2 separate regions of the Homo sapiens genome follow, and region 2 is linked to region 1. The links are chromatin loops, found by intact Hi-C in ENCODE. Cell type or tissue: endothelial cell of umbilical vein. All regions are shown on one strand. Links, peaks and the distances in the headings refer to the core of each region. The heading gives the core; the rest is flanking DNA.

What was found. A loop is a pair of places that touch in the nucleus more often than their neighbours do. Peaks named below come from ENCODE experiments on the same cell type or tissue, not always from the same donor. Only the 100,000 strongest peaks of a DNase experiment are listed, where the experiment ranks them.
Region 2: it touches region 1 in a loop (4-fold over the local background); 3 of 110 quality-filtered maps call a loop at or near these places.

What each region holds. Positions count from the first base shown.
Region 1 is chr4:41,639,599-41,647,934 of GRCh38, forward strand. It overlaps LIMCH1 (LIM and calponin homology domains 1), which reads left to right. Exons shown (of 32, transcript NM_001330672.2): 15 at 4,902-5,028; 16 at 6,525-6,682; 17 at 6,887-7,295. Among named protein-coding and RNA genes, the nearest start is that of LIMCH1-AS1, 49 kb to the right of the region's middle. In endothelial cell of umbilical vein, for the core only: a CTCF peak has its summit at 4,831 (motif pointing left); a DNase peak (open chromatin) is centred at 4,833; H3K27me3 peaks cover 1,492 bases.
Region 2 is chr4:40,904,796-40,913,131 of GRCh38, forward strand. All of the region lies in intron 10 of APBB2 (amyloid beta precursor protein binding family B member 2), which reads right to left. Among named protein-coding and RNA genes, the nearest start is that of NSUN7, 160 kb to the left of the region's middle. In endothelial cell of umbilical vein, for the core only: a CTCF peak has its summit at 4,067 (motif pointing right); DNase peaks (open chromatin) are centred at 4,126, 4,806 and 6,156; H3K27ac peaks cover 2,942 bases.

The sequences.
Region 1 (8,336 bases), core at 113-8,112:
CTCCACATCCAAATTTGAGAAGACTCCAAACCCTCCCATTTGTGACCACATTAACTCTGCTTCAGAAATGGATTTCCCATATGCAGATCATTCTGCAACTGATATTCAAGGCAAACTTTTTTTTATTTGCAAAATGCTAGACTTCTCAGATTCAAGTAATTTGTATTTGAAGAAACATGATTAATATCTAAATCCAGCATCAGTAGTCTGCTGATCCTGATATTGAGGAGCATTTTGTGGCCTCGTGGGAGCCTGGGCCATCCAGAATGTAATCACCAGTCCTCCTCTGCCTATCCTTTCCTGAGCCTCAGTTTCAAGTCACACAATGAGGAATTTGAATAGAATTTGCATGTAGAACATGCAAACATCATTTCCACCAATGACAATGAGATTAGGCAAAAAATTAAGTGTCTTCAGATTGTGCTATTTTCATGTTTGTGTTCAAGATGTCTGCTTAGTTTGGACTCTGAGCCCTAAGTGGTCAAACTCCAGGGCCAAGTTTCCCATGTGTGATCTGACATAAAGAACACTCATGCCTCAAAACCAAATTCAGCCTGAGCTTGACTGACTGCACAGAGTTAAGTAGTCTGTAAAATTGAGCCCTGGTTATTACTTTTCAAACCTGCAATGGCAATATTTAACATTCACTGAAAGGAGGATTTTATAAGATTGACAGGCAAAACACTACTTTGGTTTGGTGAGCGAAAACATTTTGATAGAATGGATTTCTTCTTCATCAATGCAAGGCTGCTATACAATTTGCTTAAAATAGACCCCTGGGAAAGGTGAAAGAAAGGAAGGGAAATTAAAGAGTTTCTGAATTTTGCCTTCACCTGAACACAAAACTTCACCCACAGGAAAAGTTAATGATTTCTTAAAAGGGGTGGGGACAGGGACTCCCTTCTTGCCTTCTCTAAGTTTACAAAATGCAGCCCCAGGGACCAAGAAGAGTAAAAGGAGCTTTTTTTCCAGAGCTCTTATCTAGGGATATCCAAAGTGCTGAGTTTCCTGCTTAGAGCAGATACAATTTACATGAAACCATGTGGGGAACAAAATGAAAAGTTGATATCAGGAATTTATTCTTAAAATAGAAACTTATACTATTTTTAGTTTATTCCCTTAATATCTCCTTTTTCCAAAATCTTTAAAGGCAGTTTTTTGGCACAGGCTATATTTATTAATAATTGACACATTCTTAAAATAGAGCCCAATCAAAAAAAAGATGAGCCCTTTAAGGAGAATATAGGTCAGGGGCAGACCTACCGCACAGGCAAACAGAGAAATTTCCACCTCCTAACCAGCCAAGAATGTTTCCATAGATTTAATTTCACCTTCTTGCCCTTTTCTTCACTTTCACACTCTTTCCCTCCCAATACCTGGCCCACCAAAGGAGTCGGTACGTTGTGAGAGCCATAGGCCATTTTATTCTGAATTCCTTTACGGTAGACTTGGCCCAGAAACAATTTCCAGGCCCTTGGGGTAATTCCATCCCGGCCCTCAAAAATGCCAACCCACCACCAAGGGAGACTCCTGGACTCTGCAGCCAGGAGCCCTCATCCCAACAGCCCAAGGGCATAGACGTAGGTACTGAGGAGCACAGGATTAGTCCAAGTCACATTAATATTCTGGAAGCTGGCCATCTCCAGGATCCCATATCCGCCAACCCCCATCCCCAGACACACACCTCTTCATTTGGGAGGCCAAGTCTAACCTGAACTAGGGAACATGTTCTGAATGACAACTCAGCCCATTTTCTTTCTAGTATTATCAATTCTCAACTTCTTAATTTTTTTTTGAAAATGGCATAAATATATCACTCATAGGTTTGTTATTTCTTTTTTGGCCAGTTTGCTGATATTTCTTAAAAAAAAAAAATCTTGAGAAAAAAAATCATACAGGTTGAGCCTGCCTTATAGAAAATGTTTGGAATGAGAAGTGTTTCAGATTTTGAACTTTTTTAGATTTTGGAATATTTGCATATACATAGTGAAGTATCTTGAGGATGGAACCCAAGTCTAAACATGAAATTCATTTATGTTCCATATATACCTTATACATATAGACTGGAGGTGATTTTATACAATAGTTTAAATAATTTTGTGCATGAAACAAAGTTTTGGCTGCACCCCATCACACAAGGTCAGGTGTGGAATTCTCCACTTGTGGGGTCATGTCAGCATTCAAAGAGTTTTGGAGTTTGGAGCATTTCAGATTTCAGATTTTTGGATTAGGGATGTTCAACCATGTACTTCCTGGTACATGAAAGGGCAAACGAGTTTCTCCTTTTATTTAACTAACTGGCTTCTGGCCACATTTGGGCTGAGCTAGTTAGAGCTTCACAGTGGGAGTAGAGATGGGAACGCAGGACAGACAAAGGTAATTCTTAAGGTCTGCTCTCATTTTCTCCATGCCCATTGGGTGAGATAATCAAATCCCAGATCCTGGAGAAGGCTGCCATTTTCTTCTTGGGGTCCCAGAAGAAAACCTGGATCTATGGCCACCCATAGTGGCCTAAACCAAAATTCTGACCTGTAGATATTATAGATGGCAGAGTTGAATGAAGGGACCTCTTTTCTCTCCCATAATCTACAAACTACTTAGTGGGATGGTAAGAGGGTCCCAGCTCAGAGAGGTTTAAGTCTTCTAAGATCTTAGCAAAGATTATAAATCACCTTAAAAGATGAACTGACTAGATTGAATATTTTAAAAGTAAGATTTTTTTTTTTTAAACTGTGAGAGGAAGAATGGGACGAATTTTTGTGTCTTTCTGGAAGGCCTGCTTAAGTGAATTTTGATCCATGAAGTTTAAAAGCATGGGTTAGACTTTTCTACCTAATCCTGCAAATTTCTTAATCTTTCTTAGATACCATTAATCAATAGTCTAAAATAGATGAAAAATCACAGCCCTTCTCCTCTATCGAGGACTACAGTTTCTTTCTTTTTCTTTTCTTTCATTCTTTATTTTATTTTATTTTTTTGAGATAGAGTCTCGCTCTGTCACCCAGGCTGGAGTGCAGTGATGTAATCTCAGCTCACTGCAACTTCTGCCTCCCAGGTTCAAGCCATCCTCCTGCCTCAACCTCCCTAGTAGCTGGGACTATAGGCGTGTGCTAGCATGCCTAATTTTTTTTCTTTTTTCTTTTTTTTTTTTTGTATTTTTAGTAGAGAAGGGGTTTCACCATGTTGGCCAGGCTGGTCTTGAATTCCTGACCTCAAGTGATCTGCCCACCTTGGCCTCCCAGAGTGCTGGGATTACAGGCGTGAGCCACCACACCTGGCCCAGCTTATTTTTTCTAGAAGCCACAGCTGCTGAAATCAACATTCTCCACTGAATACATGGAGGCAGCATTATGCAATGGCTTGTCATATCCATGCTAATAGAAACCTCAGCTAAGAGTCCTTCTGTGCAGCCAGATTATTAGAATACTCTTGGGGAAGACAGGTTACAAGTACAGTTTTTCAGTTTAGTTCTCTTAGACTTAAATTGTCCAACATCTGGAGAGCAGAGAGAGGCACTCACACATTTATACACATTCCTTTTGAGTGGATTGAAGGGAAGGTGGGCAGCCATTGCTTTGGGGGTCATCTTCCAGACAGCTGCCTGCTAGGGAGCCCTTTGCATTCGGCGATGCTGCTGCTGTTCATTGTCTGGCCATGGGAGTAACAATTTTGGACATCATTGATGATGTCTGGAATTCTTTGGTGTCTAAGTGCATGGTAGTTTTTTTTTTCTTTGTGTTAGGCTGGTTTCAAAAATGGACTGTCACCATATTTTGTTGCTAGCACTTAACAGTGAGCTTTTAAGAGCCCTCTATGTCTTGAATTTTGGGCTCCATAGCCCACTTGTCCCAAAGTGAGTCATTTCTTTGAAAGAAAAATAAAAGGAGGAGGATTTTGCTTTGGTTTCTATTTCTGTTTTCATCTTGCTGCTTCAGCTTTTGCTGTAACAAAGGTTTATGTAAGCATCACAAAAAAGGCCCTATGGTCTTGCACAACATTTAATAAGCTCCTATAAAACATATAAATTATATGTATGCACAGTCTAAGAGTTTTTTAAAGACTGATTTCCCTTGCATTTTTCTTTTAAAAGAGATATTCAGAGTTATCCTGACAAAAATTAAATGACTGTGTGCATATTAGAATACAAAATATATACCTAATTTATGTGTTTTACTCCTTACTCTTGTTATAAAATGCCTTGTTTTCTTGATTCCAAGATGCCATCAACTGCACTATCAATTACAGCAGTTTTACAAGAAATAAAAAGAAATGATTACAATGAACATATACATCAGCCATCCATAGTTGTCAGATGCATCTAAAATTCAATAAAATAAAATAAGAAAAAGTGAGTGTCTTAAACTTAAGGCCAAATGATATTTTTTTGGAAATGGAGAAATTGCCTCCATTCACATAGGAAGCCTTTAAGCCAGCTTTCTACACAAAGAAGCATTTAACGTAATACAGTTTTACTTCATGGAACACCGCCCTCTTTCCCCACAAATTCTACCCAGGTTATACCTTTTAATTATCTTAATTTTATTTTTTAAATGCATTTCCAAGTGAGAGGAGCCTGGGGCTTCAAATACCATTTTTCTAGCTCTTCTTTAAACCTATTTTGGCACCTACATATAAAATGATATTGACCCGATTCAGTGACATCACTGAAGACAAAGACGGTCACATTTTGGCGTTTGCGGCAAAAGGAGGCGGTGGGGTGCCAGCACGCCCACCGCCCGCCCAGGGCCAGAACACACCGCCAGTCACGCGCTGTGCGCAGCCCGGGAAGGGGGCAGTTTTCCAAGCCCGGTAGCGCCCCCACGCGGCAGGACGCCCAGGCGCGCGGAGACGCGACGGGCGCTGATCGCGGTCCCTCTTGTGTTCGCTCTCTCCACACTCAGGAGCACCAGCATGTTTGACATGCGGTGTGAGGAGGAGGCCGCGGTGCAGCCGCACAGCAGGGCCCGCCAGGAGCAGCTGCAGCTGATAAATAACCAGCTGAGGGAAGAGGACGACAAATGGCAAGATGTGAGTTGTGGCCAAGGCGCGCGGGCAGCGGGGAGGCTTCTGGCAGCAGAAAATCCAGCCGGGTGGGTAGACGTGGACTTGAAAGCCATGCGGGGAAAGGGAGCCCCTAGAGGGTTTCAAAAGGTGACACGGTAAATGTGGGACTCAAAGGAAGGTGAGTAGCAGCGTGAAGGTATGGAGTGATGGCCCAGACATGTAATCAGCAAACACCCTGGCCAGAAGCTTGGTCACAAAAGAGGGGAGGGGAGGCAGGAAACTGGGATGGGTTGTAGAATTGAGGCTGCACTATCTTCTGAGGTTATATATTTCAAATTGATCATGATGATGATGGTAGTAACGATAACAATGACCAACATCAAATGTGTACCAGTACCAGGCATTGTTCTAAGTACTTTGCATGCATTCATTTAATCCTCTTAGTAACTCAATGAACTAGCAACTCTTATTGTCCTCGATTCCACAGACGAATCCCAGCACAGCTGTCACTTGCTGAACGTCACATAGCTAGCGAGTGGGGGAGCCAGGATTAGAACCAGGGAAGGAAGGCTAAAGAGGCTGATGAGGGCTTTGAGATTGTGTGCTGAGAGCCAAAGCGGGGAGAGAGGAGGGAGAGTGGATTATTTCATTTAATTCTCACAAAGCACTCTGGAGGTAGCTATTGCAAACTTGACTCCACCTTTAGTTTAAAAAGTTAACTTCTCCAAAGTTCATAAAATATAGTAACAATTATGTCTAAAGTATCTTGAGCACTTACTATGTGCCTGGCACCTTACGTCTATTTTCACATTTAACCCTGCAAGCTTGTAAGAATAGGTGCTATTATCATCATTTTAGAGAGGAGGAAATGGAGGCACAGGGAGACTAAGAAACATGCCTGAGATTCCAAAGCATGGAAAAGACAGAGCTGGGATTATTTCCCACAGCTGCAACCCCAACCATCTGCCTCCAGAATCCTCACTCTTCATCATTATGCTATAACTACCTGTAGGATTGTGGTGAGGTTGTTGTAAGGATCAGATGAATTAATACATATAGAATCACCAGATCTAAAGACTCCAAAACAGTTTTTTTTCTGCCTTGACTGCCTTCCATGTGGAAACTGTAAATGAATCCCTACTATTCTATTGTCAGCAAATCTGTTCACAATGCAGAGGTTATAAATAGGAAGGAATGAAGTTTCTTACAGTTACCTTGTGAGGCAATTCTCTGAAATTTGGCAACTGACATGAAATGTGATTGCATATTTCACACTGCCATATTTAAATAAATGTGCAGCCCTGCTATGGATACTGTAGATAATATCTGGATGTTTCTGCCTTTGAGGCATTCCAGTTCCAACCAGACTTACATTGGATTGTGTGGGAATGCACACGATGTTATAGTGCCTGGGCCCATAGTCAGTTCTCTAAAGAGTAGAAATGACTAAACTCTGAAGAATAGAAATGGAATTATGCACAAGTCTGAAGAAGAATATTATATCTTTCTTTCCCTGCCAGGACCTGGCTCGTTGGAAGAGTCGTAGAAGAAGTGTTTCTCAGGACTTAATCAAGAAAGAGGAAGAAAGGAAAAAAATGGAGAAGTTACTGGCTGGAGAAGATGGGACAAGTGAACGAAGGAAAAGCATCAAAACCTACAGAGAAATTGTTCAAGAAAAGTGAGTTCTTTCTGTTGTCGTTTTTAATGTACAATATTATCTAGGTGTTTTTTTTTTCTAAAAATTATTGGCTGTCACAAAGGTTCTGATAGTAACATTTTATATTCCCTGTACTATCTCTTCAGTGCTACCTTCGTTTCTACCAAGGTCTTCTTTGCAATTTTCATTAGTTGACTTTGTTATTGCTTCTCCCATGTCCTTTAGAGAGCGGAGAGAGAGAGAGCTGCATGAAGCATATAAGAACGCTCGGTCCCAGGAGGAGGCAGAGGGGATCCTTCAACAGTACATTGAGAGGTTCACCATCAGTGAGGCTGTTCTCGAACGCTTGGAGATGCCAAAAATTCTGGAAAGAAGCCATTCAACAGAGCCAAATTTATCCTCCTTCCTGAATGACCCCAATCCCATGAAATACCTGCGGCAACAGTCACTGCCTCCACCCAAATTCACTGCCACTGTTGAAACCACCATTGCTCGTGCCAGTGTTCTGGATACCAGCATGTCAGCAGGCAGTGGGTCTCCAAGCAAAACTGTCACTCCCAAAGCAGTGCCTATGCTGACACCCAAGCCTTACTCCCAGCCCAAAAATTCTCAAGATGTTCTGAAGACCTTTAAGGTAGGACAAGTTCCTTAAGAGTAGAACCAAAGCTGAACTCCAGGGAGTGGATGGAAAGAAGCATCATGACTCAAGAAAATGTCATTCTTTTTACCATACAAAAGAAAAATGTGTTGACATTTACAGCTGTGAAAGTCATAGGTCTCTGGAGATTTGGTTTGTAAATGCTTCAGGGACAGCTGTTTCCCTCAATTGCTGTTGTTAATACAGATGGACTCCTATAAGACTGATAGTGGAGTCGTCTCCATGAGCAAGGTCTATTTTCTAGTTTGATATAATGGCATGATTTCTCTGTACTAGTGGTAAAAACCCTAATTTAGTAATACCCTAGTATTTCTAGGTATCAGGAGGTATGGCAGACTCCTCAAAACAAAATTTTATTTGCTTTTGGTTCAAATAGAAGTATATGCAGCTACCTCTCTTTTAGGAAGAAATTGGCATTCAGCATCCATTTGACATTGTAGCATCCAAAAAGATTTTACAATTGATAAAAATACAAGGAACACATGGGAACATGGGACATACTTGGTCCTCAAATGAGACAGGTTTTTTAAACAAGTGGAAAGAAACTGGGTTGTTTTGCTAATGAGTGTGTAAAATAGTGTTCCAGACTGAAGAACTTGTGGAAACCAAACATCTTTTCGCTTCCTCAAATTCAAGTACTTTCTCTTATATCAGGAGGAAGCACTCATCCTTTGTCTTAAGTTCTTTTGACTTGTAAAGAAAAATCAGTTCCCCTTGTCCTTGCACTCAATGAGTTTGTAATAAACAGAGGTGGAATGCATCACTTGGAGATGTGACCATTAGATAGAAAAGTTTTCGTAACTGATTGAGCAGTGTGATGCCACGTAGCTTCCTTGCTGTATTTCAAAGAGAACAAAACCACACTTTCTGACTTTTGCTGAAATAACTCTGAATGTATCTCAAAAATCTCTATCTTAGGCTTTGATAGAACAAAAATGTCCAGACTGTCTCATCTGGATCACATTGAGCTGTTTGTCCCCTTATAAGGGCAGGGGCCATGTCTCTGTCATTCATGGC
Region 2 (8,336 bases), core at 322-8,321, 730 kb before region 1:
ATCCGGCTGAAGCAAGGAATCAGCCTGATTCATTATTCAGCATGGCAGAGACCACGGTGGCCAGGGAGGACCCAGAGAGCATTTCTACACTGGTCCCCATGAGCGCTCCAGCTGTTCCTGCCATTTCCCCCAGACTGTCTACAATACACTGAGCACTCAGGTAGAAAACACGATGCATGGCCCTTTGAAGCCCTGGGCCCACTACTGCCATTAACTTAACTTTCCCCCTTCCTATTTTTCAGAGCAAGACACATAACTGGAAAAGCTCCCCTGATGTTAACCTCTGACAGGCCCTTCTACAAAGAGGACGGTCATGATCATGGCTAACCCCCATGTAGCGCTTACCATGTGCCAGGCACTAAGGGTTGATCCATAATTGAAATATCGCCCACGATATCCATCTCCTTGCCTGCCCGCCACCCACTAATGGCTGGTCCCTTCATGAAGGGCAGTTCCCAGCCTGGGTCACCTCTGTCTCTGCTCACAGGGCCAGGAATACTAACCCCATCCCCTGCAGTTGGGAAACACCCAGCGCACACGCAATCATACAAAATAAAAGCTACATTATTTGACACAAGGAAGGAGAAAGAGGCAACGCAGTTGAGCAGCGGCCTCACAATCCTTCTTCACACACAACACGGAGCCAGGCGAGTTCCCAGGATATAAAACTTCCCTGATGTCAAGTCCTTAAATGAAAACGAAAGGATTCTTTCAAAGCAGATGCATCTTTACTTGTTCTCCCCTGGGCCATTCCCAAGTCAGCTCCTGCCTGCGAAGTCTATTCCTAACCTCCTCCCTCTGTTGGAGAAAGCGCACTTGCAGACTTGCCACGAAGCAACCTTGAGAAAAGCAATCATTGTGAGATTTATAGGAACCACTGATGTGCTGGAGAGAATGCACAAAGGCAGTCTCACTCCAGTGGGGGCTGAGATGACATTCGGCATCTACTTTATTGCTGGGGATTCAGCATCTACTTTATTGCTGGGGAATCTTTGCTTCCTCACGCTTATTCAGGGGAGGCCAAAGCTCCTCACTCCTCCGCACTGAGAGATCTCTTTGGTAAGGGTACGATGGTCCAGAACAGCAGCCTAGACACCTTCCTGACCCCTTGTGTGGCTCGAGTGGGGAAGCGAGAATGAGTTTGATGAAGGTCAGTGGTCTGAGGCCATGCTGGAGAGGGGGAGGGTGCCACTGTCCTGGAGGGGCCTGGATTTGGCTTCTAATTTAAGATATACATTTGTGTAGCATTAAAGTCATGACATCAACATGCTTTCCTTTTAAGACACAAGATACACATTTTTGCATGGCAATGAAATAATGTCTTCAGTGTATTCTAAGCATAGATTCTAAGTATTCATTGTTAACTTAAAAGCATTCTCAGCTGGGCACAGTGGCTCACACCTATAATCCCAGCACTTTGGGAGGCTGAGGTGGCTTCTGCTTGAGCCCAGGAGTTCGAGACCAGCTTGGGCAAAATGGCAAGACCCTGTTTCTACAAAAAAATTTAAAAATTAGCTGGGCATGGTGGCACACGCCTGTAGTCCCAGCTACTCAGGAGGCTGAGGTGAGAGGATGAGGCAGGAGAATGGCTTGACTGGGAGGCAGAGGCTACAGTGAGCTGAGGTGCGCCACTGCACTCCAGCCTGGGTGACAGAGTGAAACCTGTCTCAAAAAAAAAAAAAAAAAAAAAAAAGAAAAGAAAAGAAAAGAAAAAAGAAAACAAAAATTCCCACCAGTACTTAGTTAAGGGGATTTCAGAGTCCCAATGAGGAGGGAGGAAACTTCCATTTCCAGCGCTCTGATGTAACCACAGGTGCTTTATTATTAGTTACCTAACTTAATTTAGTTCAATTTTCACAACCCAGTGAACCCAGTGAAAGAGGGACTCTGCATCTTTTTTAAGTGTCCATACAAAACATTGGAAACATTTTGACCATGAAAGGACTTGAACCCTCAATCTTCTGACCCAAAGTGAGATGTCTTTTCCCTTAGGCCACATGGTCTCCTCTCTCCCATTTTTGAGATAAGCAAACAGACTCCTGGCAAATTTAAGGTTTCCTAAAACAGAGGTGGCAGAAAGGAGTGTCCCACACATGCACTTATTGAGAGTGTGTGTATATACATGTACATATGCATGTATATATGTGCACACGGGTATATATGCATGTATATGTAAATATGCATATATACACACATATATGCATGTCTATATGTGTATATGTAGATGGATCTAGGTACAGATAGACATACATGCAAAGGACTCAGCTAGAGACTTCCTTTTACATATCTTGTTCAATCAACTTAATCCACATATCAACACATGAGGCAGATATTATTATTGCCATTTCACAGATGAGGAAACTGAGGTACAGGGTAGTTGTTAAGACTGAATCGTGTCCCCTCCCCAATTCCTATGCTTAAGTCCTAACCCCCAATGTGACTGTATTTGGAGAAAGGGTCTTTAATGCAGTAATTAAGTTAAATGAGCTCTAACAATGGGGCTCTACTCCAATAGGACTGATATGCTTTATTTAATTTAATTTAATATATTACATATATATATATATATATATATATATATATATTTTTTTTTTTTTTTTTTTTTAGACAGAGTCTCACTCTGTCACCCAGGCTGGAGTGCAGTGGCTCACTACAACCTCCGCCTCCTGAGTTCAAGCAATGATCCTGTCTCAGCCTCCCAAGTAGCTGGGATTACAGGTGTGTGCTACCAAGCCTGGCTGATTTTTGTATTTTTAGTAGAGATGGGGTTTCGCCCTGTTGGTTAGGCTGGTCTTGAATTCCTGACCTCAGGTGATCTGCCCACCTTGGCCTCCCAAAATGATGGGATTACAGGTGTGAGCCACTGTGCCTGACCCTTTTTTTTTTTTTTTTTTTTTGAGACAGGGTCTTGCTCTGTTTTCCAGGCTAGGGTGAAATGGCGCGATCTTAGCTCACTGCAGCCTTCACCTTTTGGGCTCAGCCTCCCCTGAGTAGACGGGACTACAAGTGTGCACCACCATGCCTGCTAATTAAAAAAAGGTGGGTTTTTTTTTTGTAGAAATGGAGTTTCACCATGTTGCCCAGGCTGGTCTGGAACTCCTGGGCTCAAGCCATTTGCTCACCTTGGCCTCCCAAAGTGCTGGGATTACAGGCGTGAGCCACTGTGCCCAGGTGTGTGTCTGTGTGGTGTGTGTGTGTGTATGTGTGTATGTGTATGTGGTGTGTGTGTGTGGCATATGTGTATGGTGTGGGTGTGTGTGGTGTGTGTGTGGCATATGTGTGTGTGTATGTGTCTGTGTGTGTGTGTGGTATCCTTATAAGAGGAGGAAGAGACAGCAGGGAGGCGCCCACACAGAGAATAGGCCATGTAAGGACAGAACAAAAAGGCGGCCAGCACAAACCCGGGAGAGCGGCCCCAGGGGAAGCCAAACCTGCTTTCACAGTGACCTTGGGCTCCCAGCCTCCATAACTGTGAGAAAAGAACGTTTCTGTAGTTGAAGCCACCTCGTCTGTGGTATTTTGTTATGGCAGCCCCAGCCAACAAACACACGGTGGTGTATACACTTCAGGTAACCATGAGCATATGGCAGAGCTGGCAGTGAAGCCTGAGTTTGTGTCCTGACACATTCCTGTCACCGCGCCTTGCTGCCTCCTAGGTGCGGCAACAATGCTGGCTTTCCTGACGGAGAGAGGGAGGCCGGCATCCCCAGGCCACACCTATAATGCCTCTCACCCCATACACGTGTGCACAACACGCCTCCTCCCCTCCTCACAATCTTGGGTGCACCCAGTAGCTACACCCGGCTGGCACCGGAGCCCAGGGAGGCCAGCCCCACTCTAAAGAGGCCCCGAAGAATTCAAGGCCTCCTAGGAGTACCCTGAGGAGAAGAAAATAATCCCTCAATGGGGAGTGAGTACTTCAAAGCCCACCAGCTCTACGTTTATAGCTTTGGGCTGGTCCCGAGGCTTCTCAGAAGTACCTCAGAGCCGACAATGGGGGAGCCCGCCACTGCAGGAACCAAAAGCCCTGAGGTAGTGTGGGTGCCCTTGTGCAAACTGTCCACTAGGGGGCACCATCACCCAACACCTGCTAACAGATCACTGGAGGCAAGGAGGCCTATGGAGGCAAAGGAAATGCCCAGGGAACCGACTAACTGCCTGCTAGCTGCGTCCTCCTCCCTCCAGGCCACAGCACTGCTCTCCACACTGTTTTCCAGAGGTGTAGCACTCTTAGGTCCAGGGGCAACCTGCAGAGGAGCCCAGTGTGGGGCTGAGGCCTCTGGGCCTCCCCTGTCACAGTGGCCCTGCTCTTGCCCTTACACAGAAGGGCTTCTGCTACTAAAGAAAGGCCGGTGCACCATGCAATCACCATTATTTGCAATGCCTGCCCCACAGCGACTCTCATTAACCTGCTGAGCAGGTTCAATCATCAGCACGTTATGAACAAGTCATACAAATCTAAAAATATCAACCAGAAATGCCAACTTATTAATTTACGGAGAGAAACGCCAAGTGTCAGTCGACTGCATGTTCAGGTTGGCTAATGAAAGGGTTTGCTCTCTGCAGGAAACCCACTCCAGTTTTCAATCCCCAGGCCACTGCAGGCTGACAAACAACGATGCAGGCAGAGGAACCTGACAATCAGCATCCTAACAGCCAGGATTCTTGACGATTCTTCACTCATGCCAGAGACACGCCTCCGGGTTGTGATTTAGTACAGAAACAGTTAATTGCATTAGTCATTTCCTGCCCAGGAACCAGGCTGGCATTATGAGTCCTATTTTTATCAATGGAAAATTTGAGCAGAGGTGGGTTCAACCGAGAGACGTAGCACAATGTTTCCAGAATGTCATGGAACAAATTAAGTGTATGTTTACTTAAAGATGAACTTGCAGGCATATCTCATTAGACATATGTAATCTGATAATCACTTATAATCATCATGATACTAGCAGTGACTATTTATCGAGGGCTCACTCTGTGCTGAGTGTTTTATATACAAGTCTGGTCTTGGCAGGGAAAGCATGAAGGTGGGCGCTGACATTTACACATCACTTGCCACAAGCTGCATGCTTTACAACATGTAGCACAACATGTTTTCACAACAACACTACAAAGTAGGTGCTGTATTTCTTATTTTCTAAATGAGAAACTGAGGTTCAGGGAACTTAGTTGAATTGTCTAATGTCACAATGTAAATAAACAGCAGAGCTAGATTTGATCTGAGGTTCACCGCAACCTCTGTCTCCCAGTTTCAAGTGATGGTCTCCTGCCGCATCCTCCCTAGTAGCGGGGATTACAGGCACCCACCACCATGCCTGGCTAATTTTTTTTTTTTTTTTTTGTAATTTTAGTAGAGACAGGGTTTTACCATGTTGGCCAGGCTGGCCTCGAACTCCTGACTTCAGGTGATCCGCCGCCTCGGCCTCCTAAAGTGCACTAGTCTTTTTTTTAATTTTTAGAGAGGGGTCTTGCTTTGTTGCCCAGGTTGGAGTGCAGTGGTAAGATCATGGCTCATTGCAGCCTCAATCTTCTGGGCTCAAGTGATCCTCCAACCTCAGCCTCCCGAGTAGCTGGGACTACAGGCTACGCACTACCATACCCGGCTAATTTTTTCTTTTTTTGTAGAGACGGGGTCTCACTGTGCTACCCAGGCTGGTCTTCAACTCCTGGGCTCAACAGATCCACCTGCTCCAGTCTCCCAAAGTGCTAGGATTACAGGCATGAGCCACTGGGCCCAGCTCCCAGCCCTAGTCTTGATTCCCCATTCTCTGCTCTACATTAGCTGTTCTATTAGCAGAAATGCTCAATCTAAAGGGGGATCCTTGAGATCAGGCCTGTTCTGTGGACCTCTGTATACCCACCACCCAAAAGTGGCCCCGGATGTGCCACATGCTCAAGAAATACTTGTCAGATGAAGACACTCGAGCTTGAGACAGACTGAAATATCATGGCAAGGCTAGGCCAGACCTGACTGGCAGTCCTGGACTACCACTCCCTATTTGTGCCTTCAGCACATTCATCGTCCTTAGTTTCCTCATCTGCATCACCGGAGGGATAATCTTGCCTTTGCAGGCACTGCTGTGGATTCAAGGGGCTGTGAACCCTGGCAACCAGCCCAGCACAGCCTATGGGAAGCAGTTGTTTTTATTGGAATAATAGTAAAATTGTACACAGCCTGGACTCTGAAGCCAGAGATTGCAGTTTGAATCTCAGCTCCCTACTTAATTCCTGTATGACACACGGCAAGTTGCTGACCTTCCCCTGTGTCTTGGCTTTTCTAACATGGAAACGACAGACATAGGGTTGACCCTTGAACAACATGGATTATTTGGACTGTGTAGGTCCACACAGATTTTTGTCAAGCAAATGCAGATTGAAAATAGAGTATTTGCAGGATGCAGAATTCATAGAGGGTTGACTTCTCGAATCCGTGGGCTCCTCAGGGACAACTGTGAGACTTGAGTATGCGTGGATCTGGTATACTCGGGGGTCCTGGCATCAATCCTCCGCATGTACTGGGGGATGACTGTGCTTATGTTCTAAGGAATGTTGGGAGCACTAAATGGTATCATGTGTATAAAGTGCTCACAATGGTACCTGGTAAGCATACAATGTGTCAACCTTTATTATGATTAGCTCTAAATTATCAATAAATCCTGATCTAAGCCATGCCTAGTGATATAAAAGTCATATAAAATATCGATTCAGTCGGGGGACCTAGAGTCAGGTAACATGTCCAACTCCAGGTGTCTTACACTGTAGGCCACAGGGCCAGTTCTTCCTGTGGGCTTACTCTGCCCAATCCAATCCATGTCTGGCTTATCAGGAGCGCCATCATAAGCTGCTGGGGCCTGGAACCTGCAGACTGGAGCCCATATCCAAGGGTCCTGGGACACCTCAACAGAGGTGCATCCTGAGCTCTTAATGTGTCTGCAGTCCTCATAAGTGGGCCTCCAGCTGGTCCCAGACCAACACCTAGGGGGACACGGATTCCTGTGCTGGAGCCGAGCCTCCATGCAGAGCTTTGTGCTAATTTCTTCTCTAGGTACCAGTGGGATCTAGATAACTCATTGTCATGACATCACCTCCCTCCTCCCTCTGCCCCTACACAGACTTTGAGCTTCAGAGCACTGGGATGCTGCAAAGGCCTGCTCATTAAATCGGACCGGCTAGACATGGAACAGGCCTGCAGAAGCTTTGGAGAGTATGGTTTGGACTATTCCTGCACTCAGCGATACGGGACAAGCACAGAATGCAATAATATTTAGTTTGTTCAAAAAGCCAAATGCTTTTGCAAAATACTCTTTTTTATTTAATAGGAAATAGAGATTGTCTTATGGAAGAGTGGGATGGGAACCTGTGGAAAGACATCTTAAATCCAACCCCTGGCAGTCTGACATAGGGCTGCTGTCAAATCCCCATAGCCACACTCCCAATCACAATGCTTCTTAGATACCCCTAACCCACCGCAGCCTAAGGCCTACAAAGACAGCTCAATGGCTGGGCACGGTGGCTCACGCCTGTAATCCCAGCACTTTGGGAGGCCAAGGCGGGCGGATCACCAGGTCAGGAGTTCGAGACCAGCCTGGCCAACATGGTGTAACTCCGTCTCTACTAAAAATACAAAAATCAGCTGGGTGTGGTGGCAGGCGCCTGTAATCCCAGATACTCAGGAGGCTGCAGCAGGAGAACTGCTTGAACCTGGGAGGCACAGGTTGCAGTGAGCTGAGATCGTGCCACTGCACTCCAGCCTGGCTGACAGAGCAAGATTCCTTCTCATAAAAAAAAAAAAAAAGGACAGCTCAGTTATTGCAAAAGTATCTCTAAGAATGCTCTGAGAGTGACTGTGGAAATTCCCCTGGAGGAACAGTGAACACGTTACACAAAAGGGAACTTCATCAAATCTGCTGCTGGAGATGCTCAAATGCCAAGCAAATCTGAGTGTGTGGCAGTAAACATGAGATTCACATCCCACCTTCTCGGAGTCTGAGTAAGGGCCCATGGAAGTCGAGGCCAAGAAGCTCGGCTGGCAGAATCCCGCTTCTATTCCTGCTGATACGCAGCAGATGTCTGCGCTACTGGGAAACCATTCTTACTCCCTGAAAGTGTGAGTGGTATTTTAGTTTTCCCCTGCAGGAGTCTTGGAAAAGATTGGAAAGCAAGTCCTGAGGTCCGCATGGCTGATTTACACTACAGATTACGTTTCTGCTGCTGCAAAGCTGAGAAACGTTATTTGCAGAGTAAGCACAGAGGAAAATCGGAATGCACACCAAACTGTGCACATGAAGTGGAACATTGCATTTCGCTGGGAAATGAGCTCTAGGCCACGTGAG